3 separate regions of the Homo sapiens genome follow, and all the other regions are linked to region 3. A link is a loop called in an ENCODE intact Hi-C map of the cell type or tissue named here. Cell type or tissue: heart right ventricle. All regions are shown on one strand. Links, peaks and the distances in the headings refer to the core of each region. The heading gives the core; the rest is flanking DNA.

Evidence for each region. Hi-C counts contacts between places; a loop is a spot of excess contacts. Peaks named below come from ENCODE experiments on the same cell type or tissue, not always from the same donor. Only the 100,000 strongest peaks of a DNase experiment are listed, where the experiment ranks them.
Region 1: it touches region 3 in a loop (2.0-fold over the local background); 5 of 110 quality-filtered maps call a loop at or near these places.
Region 2: a loop joins it to region 3, with 15 times the contacts of the local background. A loop is called at or near these places in 76 of 110 quality-filtered maps.

The regions. Positions count from the first base shown.
Region 1 is chr1:22,807,597-22,810,096 of GRCh38, reverse strand. The region is part of intron 3 of EPHB2 (EPH receptor B2); the gene reads right to left. Among named protein-coding and RNA genes, the nearest start is that of MIR4253, 54 kb to the left of the region's middle. RefSeq lists an enhancer at 1-316. In heart right ventricle, for the core only: no CTCF peak of the experiment used is centred there; a DNase peak (open chromatin) is centred at 1,066; H3K27ac peaks cover 898 bases.
Region 2 is chr1:22,699,876-22,708,245 of GRCh38, reverse strand. No RefSeq gene overlaps it. Among named protein-coding and RNA genes, the nearest start is that of EPHB2, 6.8 kb to the left of the region's middle. In heart right ventricle, for the core only: a CTCF peak has its summit at 3,614 (motif pointing left); a DNase peak (open chromatin) is centred at 3,585.
Region 3 is chr1:22,888,111-22,890,610 of GRCh38, reverse strand. All of the region lies in intron 6 of EPHB2 (EPH receptor B2), which reads right to left. It overlaps LOC124903874 (a long non-coding RNA gene), which reads left to right and starts at 1,051. Exons shown (of 3, transcript XR_007065534.1): 1 at 1,051-1,104. RefSeq lists a silencer at 894-1,099. In heart right ventricle, for the core only: a CTCF peak has its summit at 1,199; no DNase peak of the experiment used is centred there; H3K27me3 peaks cover 1,399 bases.

The DNA of each region.
Region 1 (2,500 bases), core at 1-2,500, 81 kb after region 3:
CCGGGTCACTTCCCTAGCACGCAAAGCACTATAATGTCCATGCTGAATTCTCCACCTGGAATGCCCTTTGACCCATCTCCACCAGGCAGACTCCTATTCAACCTTCAAAGCCCAGCACAAGGTTTGTTTCCTAAGTGAAGCCCTACCCTACCTTCAGAACCAGTCAAGCTGACCAGACCTTGGGCTCACATATTGGCCAACATATATCTTCAAAATGATACTTCTCAGAGCAGGGAAGGGGTCTCATGCTCTTATTCTTCTCTGTGCCTGCTGTGGAGCACCACATAAGTCCACAGCACACACTGGGTTTTCTCTTGCTCCTCGCGCAGTCTTGGTGCCTAATACAGTGCTACATACAATCAACCAGAGACCAAGAGGGAGGTCTGTTCTATGCAAGAAGCAGAAGCTTAGAGTTAGACAGTCCTGGGTTCAAATCCTGGCTCTCCTGTGTGACCTGGCAGATGCCTCCTAACCTTGCTGGGAGTCAGTTTCCTCATCTGTAAAATGGGGATAATGATGTCTACCTTGCAGAGAGATGGTGAGGATTCAACAAGGATCCTGGCACACAGTGAATGCTAAATAATTAAATGAGTATGTATATAACATATACGTTATGTATATTAATATATCAGATACTAATAAGGATGAATAAAGACTGTATTTCCCTGGAAACTTGTTCTTAGGCACTGATCTCTTGGAAAAACATCTTAGGAAGGTTTCTGTCTGATCTGTAGACATCTCTGCACCCCAACCTAAGCTCCACTTAATTGTCTTGCTCTGAGGGTGCCGAGTAAATACTCCAGGCCAGCTGGTGCCTGGAAACTGCCAATTGCCGGGGAGCAGCTCGTTAATTTTCCCTTCTCTGCACAGACCCTGCAGCTTCTGCAACTCATCTTGGGAAACTGAGCGGAGTGGGTCAGGCCAGGGCCAGGGGTCACAGGAAGTGGGGCTGAGGGTGCCAGGGGACTTAAAAGGGCCTGCAGAGGCACCGCCGGGAAGCTGTCTGGGCCCGAGGAAATGGGCCCAGAGGCTGCTGAAAGGCAGATGGATCCCAGGCCTGGCCCGGCCCCACCAGCTCTGACTCAGCTGTCTGTTCTCCACTGGAGTGGGAGAAGCCAAGGCCTTATAGCAAGGCAGGATGCCCAGCAGCCCGCAGGGTGGCCAGCTCTGGGGGCCACGAGGTCCCATGACGATGGAGGACAGGACATATGGCATAGTGGTTGAGAGCATGACTCTGGAGTGAGGTTCCTTGGGTTTGAATCTTGGCCCTGCACATCCCGTACTGATGTGTGGTGTTGGGTAAGTTACTTAACTGCTTTGTGCCTCAGCTTTTCTCGTTGTAAAATGAGAAGATGAAGATTAATACCCGTGTCATAAGGGTGTTACGGGAATTAAATATACATTAAGAGCTTAGAACTGTGCCTGGTATATAAATATCACTCAGTAAATGTTAAGCTATTAATCTTATTATCTCTTCCTCCCCATTCAGAAGCATACTATTTGGATGTTCTCATCTGCAAAATGTGAGCATTGGACTTGACTCTGCGGTGACACGTCAGTTTCACCACACTCACCAGCTCCCAGGAGTTGGCCTCGGGCCCCTTCTGGACTGGGTGGAAGAGGGCCGTGGTTAATTTGGTATGTCTGCCCTGTGCCCGGGAAGGGAGACAGGTAGCTTGTGGGCCTCTCACTTGCCATCATTGGGACATTTTATTTACTCAGCAGATATGTCCCCAACCCTTGCTCTGTGCCAGGCACTGGCTGAGGTCCTGGGATTCAAAGGAGAGTGAGCACAGTCATGGTTTCCTGCAGGAGCTGAGAAATGGGGTGGGTGCAGCACCGCATTCAGGTTTGGGGAACCTCAGTCCCCTCATCCACAATGGGCCCAGTGATACCCCTCCTGCCTGAACTGCTCACCTTTCCTGGAATTTGCTTTTCTTTTCTTTTTCTTTTTCTTTTTTTTTTGTGACAGTCTTGCTCTGCCGGCCAGGCTGGAGTGCAGTGGCACCATCTCGGCTCACTGCAACCTCCGTCTCCCAGGCTCAAGCAATTCTCCTGCCTCAGCCTCCCAAGTGGCTGGGACCACAGGCATACGCCACCATGCCCAGCTAATTTTTGCATTTTTAGTAGAGACAGGGTTTCACCATGTTGGCCAGGCTGGTATCAAACTCCTGACCTCAGCTAATCCGCCTGCCTCGGCCTCCTAAAGTGCTGGGATTACAGTCATGAGCCACTGTGCCTGGCCAGAATTTGCTTTTCTTTTATGCCCCTGGCCTTTGGCTAGAATACTTTTGCCCCACTGTCCTCTTTGAGAACCATTCACCTTTTGAGAACCAGCTCAAATGTTCCACCTCTCCCTGCAAAGTCACTCCCTCCTCTGTGCTGTCCGGGAATTCTGTAGAGCCCTCCACCATTGTAGGGCACTGCCACTGTGTAAGGGTCTGTTGGTGGCATCTTCCCTTTACTGGGAGCATCTGGAGGGCATGGATGTGGCTGTGAC
Region 2 (8,370 bases), core at 2,417-4,916, 180 kb after region 3:
CCACATGGTCCATTGCTGGTTTCTCTGATGGATTGTTTCTGATTTGCACGTTATCTCTACAACTCCAGCCGACTGTGAGCTCCATGAGGGCAGTGCCTGGATGCAAAACTATACTGTACACTGCCAGGGCAGGAGGCCCCAGGGAGCATCTGACCCAATCCCCTCCTCAGCAGAGGAGGAGGCGGTTTAAGCTTCATTTGTCTAATGACAACAGCTACTCGAATTTGCAATCACGCTTTAACAGTTTACAAAGCAGCGTTCACACCCATCAACTCGACTCATGCTAATTCAACCAGCCTATCCTGCGAGCCAGCCCGGCAGCCAGGGAACGCCATTTTTCAGACGGGGAAATTGGGGCCCAAAGAGGGGCCACTTGCCCAAAGACATGTGGAAGGTTTGGGGTTTTTTGTTTGTTTTTGGTGCAGCTGGAGTGAGGCTTCAGTGACCTGTCTTGTCTAGGTCTCTTTCAATCAGAGTTGATTGACAAACATTAGTTGGGCACCTCCTGCATACCAGGCACTGAGGAGGCAGGGACGCAGCTGTGGACCTGCCAGACAAGGCCCTGCTCTCTGGGAGCCTATATTCTGCTGCAGAGAGACCTATATAGGGACAAGCTAATAACGATAATGGTAAGTGCGAGAAAGATAATGACCAGGGTGATGGGGCAGTGATTGACGGAGGGCAGGGGGCTGCTCTGGCCAGGGGAATCAGGGAAGGCCTCTTAGGCAACATGGCAGCTAAAAGCTGGACAGCGAGGAGTCTACCATGCCAACATGTGGGAAGAGAGCTCCAGGTGGAAGAAACTGCAGAGGCAAAGGCCCTGAGGTGGGAACACACTGGGTACCCTCTGGGAATAGGAGCTGAAGTACGGCAATCAACTGGAGCGTGGAGGAGGTTACATCAGGGAGGGAGAATATGGATTGTAGTTTAACCTCAATGGGGGAGTCATGGAGGATTATAAGTTGAGACTGGATAGATTGGAGGTAGAGGAAATAGCATGAACTTGGCTGAGCAGGGCCTGGGGGACCCCATGTGTTAACCCATGCCACCATCCTCCCGGTCTGTGGGGCTGGGCTGGCCTCTAGAGCCCCTAGATGGAGACACCAGGGGCTCTCTTAACTTGCTTCCCTTAACTTGACTCCCTTAACTCCCTAGCCCTCCCTTAACTTACTGTGTGACCTTGGGCAGGGTACTCACCGTCTCTGGGCCCCACTTGCCACAAATGCCAAATGAGGGCATTGGCCAAGGTGGTTTCTCTGAGGCCACTTTCAGCCCTCTCTTTGTCGTGGATTCAGTGGGGGCAACAGGACCTTGGTGAGGATCTCAGCCATACCAGAGGATGCCAATGAGCTCTAGGCTCCCTTTGCTTTCCCTGAGGCTCCTTCTTCCTGAGGGGAAAGGTAGTGGGGCTCTTGAAGGGGGGAAACATGTTACACTGAGTGGCAGAGCCCAGAGAAAACATAGAATAGACATCCCCTCTCGGTGTACCCAAGTCTCTGACTCCCATCCCAGTGGCTTTGCTGACTGATGCAGGATTGATGGGGTCACATGGCCATTTGTGGGTCAAACCATCCCTACAGCCAGTGCCAGGCCAGGGGGAATTTCTTTTTTTTTACTATATATATTTTTTATTATGCTTTAAGTTCTAGGATACATGTGCACAACGTGCAGGTTTGTTACATATGTATACATGTGCCATGCTGGTGTGCTGCACCCATTAACTCGTCATTTACATTAGGTATTTCTCCTAATGCTATCCCTCCCCACTGCCCCCACCCCACAACAGGCCCTGACGTGTGATGTTCCCCACCTGTGTCCAAGTGTTCTCATTGTTCCATTCCCACCTATGAGTGAGAACATGCGGTGTTTGGTTTTCTGCCCTTGTGATAGTTTGCTCAGAATGATGGTTTCCAGCTTCATCCATGGCCCTATAAAGGACATGAACTCATCCTTTTTTAAGGCTGCATAGTATTCCATGGTGTTTATGTGCCACATTTTCTTAATCCAGTCTATCATTGATGGACATTTGGGTTGGTTCCAAGTCTTTGCTATTGTGAATAGGGCCTCAATAAACATATGTGTGCATGTGTCTTTATAGCAGCACGATTTATAATCCTTTGGGTATATACCCAGTAATGGGATCGCTGGGTCAAATGGTATTTCTAGTTCTAGATCCTTGAGGAATCGCCACACTGTCTTCCACAATGGTTGAACTAGTTTTCAGTCCCACCAACGGTGTAAAAGTGTTCCTATTTCTCCACATCCTCTCCAGCATCTGTTGTTTCCTGACTTTTTAATGATCACCATTCTAACTGGTATAGATGGTATCTCATTGTGGTTTTGATTTGCATTTCTCTGATGGCCAGTGATGATGAGCATTTTTTCCTGTGTCTATTGGCTGCATAAATGTACAGAGACATGGCTCAAATTCTAGTTCTGTCACCAGTTGGCTGTGTGACCTCAGACAGGGCTCTTCCCCTTTCTGGGCCTGAGTTGAGAGCCCCAGATCTACCCTCATGAAGCTCATGAACCAGCACTGTCCAATAGAAATATGATCTAAGCCCCACATATAATTAAACCATTTCTAGTAGGCATATTTAAAAAAAAGAAAAAGAAATAGATGGAGTTAATTTTAATATATTTATTAACCCAATATATCCAAAATATTATCATTTCAGCATGTAATGAATGAACCATTTTACATTCTTTTTTCACACGAAGCCTTTGCAATGTAGCATGCATTTTATATTTCAGCATAGCTCAACTTGCACTAGCTACATTTCAAGTATTCAATAGACACGTGTGGCTGGTGGCTAGTGGCTACCATTATTGGATAGCACAGATATAGACACTGACGGCAATAGTTATCCTAAGGAACTCAAAGTGCTGTTTAATAGAGGTTGTCCAAACCTTCTGCGGGCACAGAGGAGGGAGTCACTACTTCTGCTTAGAGAAGGGGAGAAAGCTTCCTGGAGGAGGTTACATTTAAAAGATAAAAAAATGCCTTGATAGCTAATCCTCTTTCTTCCCACTTTCAAGAAATCTTTTCTTTCTACCTTATGATAAAAGAAACACATACTTATTGTTAAAAATAAAGAAGATATAGAAGAGATAAGAAAGAAAACAAAAACCACCTCTAATCTCCACAGCCTGAGAGCCACTACTAATATTTTGATCTGTTTCCATCCAGGTACTTTTTTTTTAAGGCACAAGTATTTTGCATGTAACTATAATCTTGCTGTCTGTATGGTGCTGTGTCCTATTTTTTCCCACCCAGCACCATGGAGTGAGCATTCCCTTGGGTTGTTAAAAACCCTCTGGAAACATCATTGCTAACCACTGCATACTATTCCAGGGGGGTGATGGGCCGTGAAACCAGAAACTCTCCTGCTTTCCCACTTCTCCTGGAGGTACCTGCGAACCCAGCTCCACTTTGGATGCCCCTCTGAGCACAGAGGCTGCAGGGAGAATGGAGAGAAGCAACCAGGAGGGGAGAGTTCCCTGAAAGCCACCCTTTGCTTGACTCCTCACTGTCAGCCCTGGGTCTTTGTGACTCAGAGCTGGAGGAGGCTGGGCTGGGCTGCAGCTCCAATTAGCCAGTCTCTTGACTGCCACCTGGTGGTCCTGGAAGTGAATTCACCCTCTAGGAGAACCATCAGGGAGGTGGCCAGAGGCAAGAGGTGCAGGGGTCCTGGGTTTCCACTTTTGACCCCTGGCCCTGCACCCCACTTCATGACCAGCCTTCTGGGGAAGGGGTCATCTGAGTTTTCATTCTGGAGAAGGGCTTCCCTCCTGCTGTCATTCTAAAGGGTCGTAGCTTGGGGAGAGGACTGCCTGGGTGCAAATCCAGCACCACCTCTTATAAGCACGGAGTCCTCAGGCCAGTCTACTTTTCTGTCTCAGTCTCCTGATCTGTAACATGGACTAATAATAGTGCCTATCCCCTAGAGCTGTGAGGCTGAAATGAGATAATCCATGTGGACAAGCACGGGGCCTTGTCCACAGTACATGTTCAGTGTTTTAAATTATTTAATGTCAGAGGGAAATTAAGTGCAAAGTACAAGGATGAATCTTATTAAATCTCATCCTGTTTCTCTGGTTCTCTGCTCTTAACCCTTAAGCCCCTTTGTTGGAGCCACTTTCCTGCTCACAAGTCTTGAATGCCCCCCTACTCCCCCCTGCAATAAATATAAACTCCCTAGCCTGGCATTTGAGGCCCTTCAAGGACGGGACCCAGCCCACCTTCCCAGTCTTGTCTCACTGTTCACCTCCAGGTACCCTCTGCCCCAGCCAAACCATTGTCCTCAGGTCTCCAGGAACTCCTCCATTTTCTCACCTCCACTCTTTCCTCATGCTCAGCTTCACGCTAGACCACATTTCTCCCCATCCTGTCTTCCAGAATTCTGCTTATCCTCCAAAGACCTCATCACAGACCAGCTCCTCAGGAATCCTTCCATAGACCCATGCCCCTTCTGGAAACCTCCCCAGCCTGCTGATGACACACACCTCAATTTCCTTCATCCTATGTTCTTGCAAAGTAGCCTTGAGGAGCAGAAAGAGTGTGGCCTTTGGAGTTAGGGAAGGGATGTGTTAGAATCATGCATGATCTTGAGCAGGGAGAATACTCAACCTCGTTAAGCCTCAGTTTTTTTCTCTCTTTTTTTTTATTTTAGAGATAGGTCTCACTCTGTTGCATAAGCTGGAGTACAGAGGCGTGATCATAGCTCATTGCAGCCTCAAACTTCAGGGCTCAAGCGATCCTCCCACCTCAGCCTCCAAAAATGCTGGAATTACAGGCATGAGCCACTGCACCCAGCCCTCAAATTTCCTTATTTGTCAAGTGGACCAGATCCTTATAGGTTCGTGATGAGCATAGCATGCAACGACAAACAGAAAATACCTGGCATTAGAGAATACCTGTGAAATGTCAATTTCCTTTCCCTGCGAGTTCATGCCCCATCCATACGTGAAGCTGCCCTAGGGCAGACTACATTCTGTTCACCCCTGAATCCAAGTCCAGCAAAGGGCCTGACACATGGGCACTGACTAATTGCTTGCTAGAATGAATGGAAACTTCTCTCCCACCAGTACAAAGAACCTTCTTGGCATAGGAAATAAGTGGTAAAATGCTACCCAGTAGCTGTGAGCCATGTAGCTCCCAGTAGCTCCATTACCACGTGGAGCCAAAGACTCACTTCCTCCTGGGAGCTGGGAGGGCCTGGCTTGTCTAGCTTGTAGGTGAGGCTCCTGGTGGGTGGGTGGGTGTCTAGCTTCAGTGGGTAGCCTGTTTCCACAGTCTGTTCCCACCCATCATCTGCTTTAATCCTTGCAACAACCTTGTGAGCCTGGCAGCCCTTTCACTTTACAGTGGAGGAAACTGCAGGCAGGAGAGGAAGTGACTTAGCTAAGGTCGCTCAACAGACTCCTGAATGCTGGGCTGGGAGCCAGGTCTCCCAATTCCCCAGATTAAGGCCTTTCCGAAGCTTGTAGCTATGATATGGTTGCAAAGGCACTGGATTTAATGTCAGGAGAAACGAGTTGAAATCCCAACTCAGCCCTTTACTTTCTGTGTGGCTTTGGGTGGTTGTGTAACTTCTTGAACCTCAGTTTCCTTGTGGCCAGGGGCCCTGTTGGAAGATGAAAGAAGCCAGGAGATGGGAAACACCTCTGTCAACTGTGGAGTGCCGTATCCAGGTAAAAGGTTGTTATGTTGTTACGGTTGTATACTGAGACTGATATGGGATACTTTGATCTTTGCGCCCCACAGGAGCACACAGAATTTTATGGCTATTCCCCTGGCCGACCGTTTCCCAATCTGCGTCTCTCCTGGAGTTTGATAATGCTGTTTTGATGGGTTCCTGGTAACAGAGGTGCAGCAGGGTGGGGGAGCTGGGCGAGTGAGCTGGGTGTGGAGGCTCTGAAGGCCAGGACAGCTGTCCCCTATCCGGGTACAATCACAGAAAAGATCCAGACTAGGCTGGGCACTGGGGTTGGGGACACATACAGAAGGGTAAGGCACAGGTCCCATTTTTTAAGGACCCTGGACGTGAGAAGAAAAAAGTCATGGAACTGGGTGTGGGTGTAGCTAAGCTCTCTGGAAAGGTTTTAGCTGATTCACATTTAAAGAGGACCAGGCAAAGAAGACGTTCTGGAAGTGTTTGCCAAATGGACGCGTGGATGGATGGATGGATGGTTGGTTGGTTGGACAGACAGAGAGGAGAGGACATGATGATAAGCAGGCAGGCTTCTAGGAGGTAGTGACATGTGAGCCATGATGATTCTCTGGATTGCAAGAAATTGACTAAGGAGTTTTTGGAAGGACACATAAGGCAATCAAAACCCAGGAATCTCTACTTTGTGATCAGGACTTATTGGAACCCAGCAAAAGCCTTAGGGGGCCTGAATAGGACTTGTAGTTATTGAGAATCAAAGGCATCTGTAGCTACTGAGATAATGATAATAATAACAATTACTGGCTGGGCGTGGTGGCTCACACCTGTAATCCCAGCACTTTGGGAGGCCAAGGTGGGAGGATCACTTGAGGCCGGGAGTTCAAAATGAGCCTGGGCAACATAGCAAGATCCTGTCTCTACAAAAATAAAAATAAAAAAATTAGTGGGGCGTGGTAGTGCACACCTGTAGTTCTAGCTACTTGGGAGGGTGAGGTGAGAGAATCCCTTGAGCCCAGGAGGTTGAGGCTGCAGTGAGTTATGATTGCACCACTACACTCCAGCCTGAGCAACAGAGCAAGACCCTGTCTCAAAACAAACAAACAAACAAAAACAAAACAAAACGAGTTGGTGCCAGGGGCAGTGCTGAGCATTTTACAAACATCATCTTATTCACTGCCCCAAATTCTCTTAGGATGCTTGACAAAGACTCTGTACCTTCCTTCTCTTGGCAGGTTGCTCCCTCTCAGTACCCACCTCGTCTGCCTGACTCTTTCTGTGCCATTCAGGAGAGACTGGGATTGGCCCAGTCAGCACCTCAGCCCAGTGTGGGTGGAGTACCACCTGGGCCCCTGGCCAGTCCAAAGCCCTGCTGACTTTGGGTCTCCTAAGAGAGGGTAGAGCCCTGGCCAGGGTCTCATGGTGGGTTGGAGCAGTGTCAGGAGTAGAACTCAGATGTCCCAGTGCTTTTCTATCTCTGCATTCAGATGGGAACAGGCATTTGGGGTCCAGGAGGGGAACTGAGATAAAGGAAGGAGAAGGAGCTTTGAGGGTAGTGAGCCTAAACTTCTCAGCCTTCACAGATGTTCCTTGGATAGACTCTGTTCCCAGGAAATAGGCCTCAAAATGTTGAGGTGAACTGTGCCTATAGTCAGTTTTCAACCCATGTTCTTGATATTGATGATGACAGAATGCTATCATCTATTTTTTTTTTTTTAAAGGAGTTTCAGTCTTGTCACCTAGGCTGGAGTGCAGTGGCGTGATCTTGGCTCACTGCGACCTCTGCCTCCTGTGTTCAAGCGATTCTCCTGCCTCAGCCTCCCAAGTAGCTGGGATTACAGGTGCCTGCCACCATGCCCAGCTAAATTTGGTATTTTTAGTAGAGACAGGGTTTGACCATGTTGGCCAGGCTGGTCTTGAACTCCTGACCTCAGATGATCCACCCACCTGAGCCCCTCAAAGTGCTGGGATTACAGACATGAGCCACCATACACGGCCAGAACGCTAGAATCTTTAGATTTGGAAGAGCCAGCCTGGAATCAACTTCTCCATCCCTCTCATTTTATAAATGAAGAAACTAGGTCTCAGAGAAGGAAAGTAACCAACTCAAGGTCACACAGCAAGTTAGTGGGCAATGATGGTGAGATGTTCTCCAGCTCATGGAGTGGAATTGGCAGTTGGCCTAAGATTTCCAACTGGGAAGTCTGGGACAAGGAGCCCAAGGGGAGTCCAAGGAGATAAGGCGGGTGGTTTCCGTTTTTCTAGGACCATCTCAACAGCTGGGCCGAGCTGAGCACTGCAACTGTCTGAGGTGGAATTGGAATGCAGCCAGCTTGTCAATTCCGTTTATTAACTAATAGTCTATTATTTTCCTCTAGGGTTAATATTTAAATGCAAATGGCCTATTTTATCACACATTTGAGCATTCAGCACCCATCGGTCCATGGCCTCTGAGCAGGGGCAGGCCTTCTTCCATTGGCTTCAGGGGCCCAGGCAGCCCCTGGGGGACACAGGAATGGGGGGCACATGGGTAGCGGGTCAAACCTTTTGTTTCTGAATTCCGATTCTGCACCATACCCATGACACATTTGGGAGGGATGAAGCAGTGGGGAGTGGCATGAAGGGACAATGGTTGAAAAACGGGAGCCAGTTCTTGTCCAGGACATTTTCCTCCTCTTAATTAATATCACAAAGGGAAGCT
Region 3 (2,500 bases), core at 1-2,500:
AGGTGAAGTCAGGAAAGCTCCCTCGTGAGTGGGGGTCACTGGAATGGGATCTCAAAGAACAAACAGGAACCACCCAGACAAAGATGTGCATGCCTGGCAGAAGGGGCAGCAGGTTCAGAGGAAAGGAGAGGAGAAAAAGCTTGGGATGTAGGGGATATGAAGGGGGCTGACTTGAAGATGTGTCTCTACCACCCCCATAACAGGGGGAGGCAGGGATAGCTGGGTGGGGCAGCAGCAGAGAGGAAGTCTCTTTTGCCAAGCCAGATCATCTGCCTCCTCCTCCAGGAAGCCTCCTTGACATCCCAGCCAGATGCACCTCTTCCTTCTCAGTCCCAGAGCACTTGCTGTGGGTGCCACAGGAGGGGGTTTCTGCTATGCCCCCTCAACTTCCAGCTGAGGCTCCTCTCGCCCCCTTAACTCTAAGCCCATGAGGGAGGGCTTGTGTTTGTTCCCCTGTACCAAGTTTGGGGTCCCTCACACAAAGTCCTTCTCCAGTGCCCACAGGGTGAAGGCCGACTCCTTAGCCTGGCATTCCAGACCCTTCATGACCCACCATTTTGCAGTCTCTCCTGCAACATCCCTAATGTTTCCTAGGTTCCTGCCATCCCTAACTCTTTCCCCCTTCCTTGGTAGAGCTGCCAGATTTAGCAAACACAAATATAGGATGCTGCTCAGTCAAATTTAAATTTCAGATGAACAACAAATACATTTTGGTATAAGTACGCCCCGTGCAATATTTGGGACATATTTGTACTAAAACATTTATTTTTAAAAAATTCAAATGTAATCATGTGTCTTCTATTTTATCTAGCAACTCTACCTTCCATGGACACTCTTGAGTTTTTGCAAGCACTGTTGCCCCTGTCTGAAATACCCTTTCCTCACTTGTCTTGCAGTGTCCTACTCATCGTTCAAGACTCAGCGCAAGTGCCACCTCTGCTGGGGAGACTTCCCAGATGTCCCAGCCAGGGGTTGTGGGTCCAAATTGTCTCCCCTCCCACCTATTGTCCTAATATACCTGTCCATCTTCTTTAAGGATGTGGATTTCCTGAGGCCAGGGACCATGTCTTGCTCATCTCTGGATCCCCCCAGGTTTGCCACACAGTAAGTGTTCACTAATTATTGACATAATGAATGAACATTAAACTGGTATTCAAAAATCTACAAAACCTGGGATGCAGTACCAGACATGGACACTAAGTGCCACTGTACAACATGGGCTCTGCTCAGACTTGAAAACAGGTTAGATTCTGTAAACTGGGTGGGTGCCCACTTAGAGATGTTGGAGGTTTTAAGCCCCTGATTATGTGAGGGAGATGAGAGGCGGCTGCTGGTTCCATAGGTGCCTCATGAGAGTGAGGAACCAACCTGAGCAGCTCCCTTCATTAAAGCTGGGCAAGGGATTGGAAGCTGTTTCATTTTTCATTTTTGTCTCTCTCTGTCTGACTATATTTTTGAGACAGGGTGTTGCTCTGTGACCCAGGCTGGAGTGCAGTGGCGCGATTATGGCCCATTGCAGCCTCGACCTCCCAGACACAAGCGATCCTCCCACCTCAGCCTCCCTAGTAGCTAGGACTACAGGCACATACCATCACACCCGGCTAATTTTTGTATTTTTGGTAGAGACAGGGTTTCATCATGTTACCCAGGCTGGTCTGGAGCTCCTGGACTCAAATGATCCACCCGTCTCAGCTTCCCAAAGTGCTGGGATTACAGACATGAGTCACTGTACCCAGCTGGAAGCTGCTTCATATCCTTGTTTTTTCACTTGATTGCACTGTGACCTTGGGAAAGACCCTTCACTTCCCTGAGCCCCTGTTTTCTATTCCAAATAAATGGAACAATAAATGCCAAGCTCTCAGGGCTGTTGTGAAGATAAAATTTGATCAGGTAGTGCCTGGCACATTGGAGATGCCCGAGAGACGCCAATTCCCTTCGGTCTCTCCTCTCCCTGGGGTACCTTTATCTGAACAGTGATTAAGCACCAAGGGACGATGGGAAGAGATTCAGTATGAAATCCACTAGTCCTTAGTCTGAGCACTTACCTGGTAGCTTAGGGCCAGTGAGGCATTGGGTGCATGTCTTAAGCCTTCCAGGCCTCAGTTTTCTCATCTCTAAAGTGGGTTAATGCAAGTAGGTACCATAAAAGGTGGTTTTGGAGATTTAAAAGGAAAATACAGGTAAAGCTTTTTAGCACAGTCTCTAGCACATAAAAAGACTTAATAAATGTTGGCTCCCACCATCACTGTTATCATCAAAACCATTATAGAGGCCAGGCGCAGTGGCTCATGCCTGTAATCCCAGCACTTTGTGAGGCCGAGGGCTGGATCACCTGAGGTCAGGAGTTCGAGAACAGCCTGACCAACATGGTGAAACCCCATCTCTACTAAAAATACAAAAAATTAGCCGAGCGTGGTGGCACATGCCTGTAATCCCAGCTACTTGGGAGACTGAGGCTGGAGAATCACTTGAACCCGGGAGACGGAGGTTGCAGTGAGCT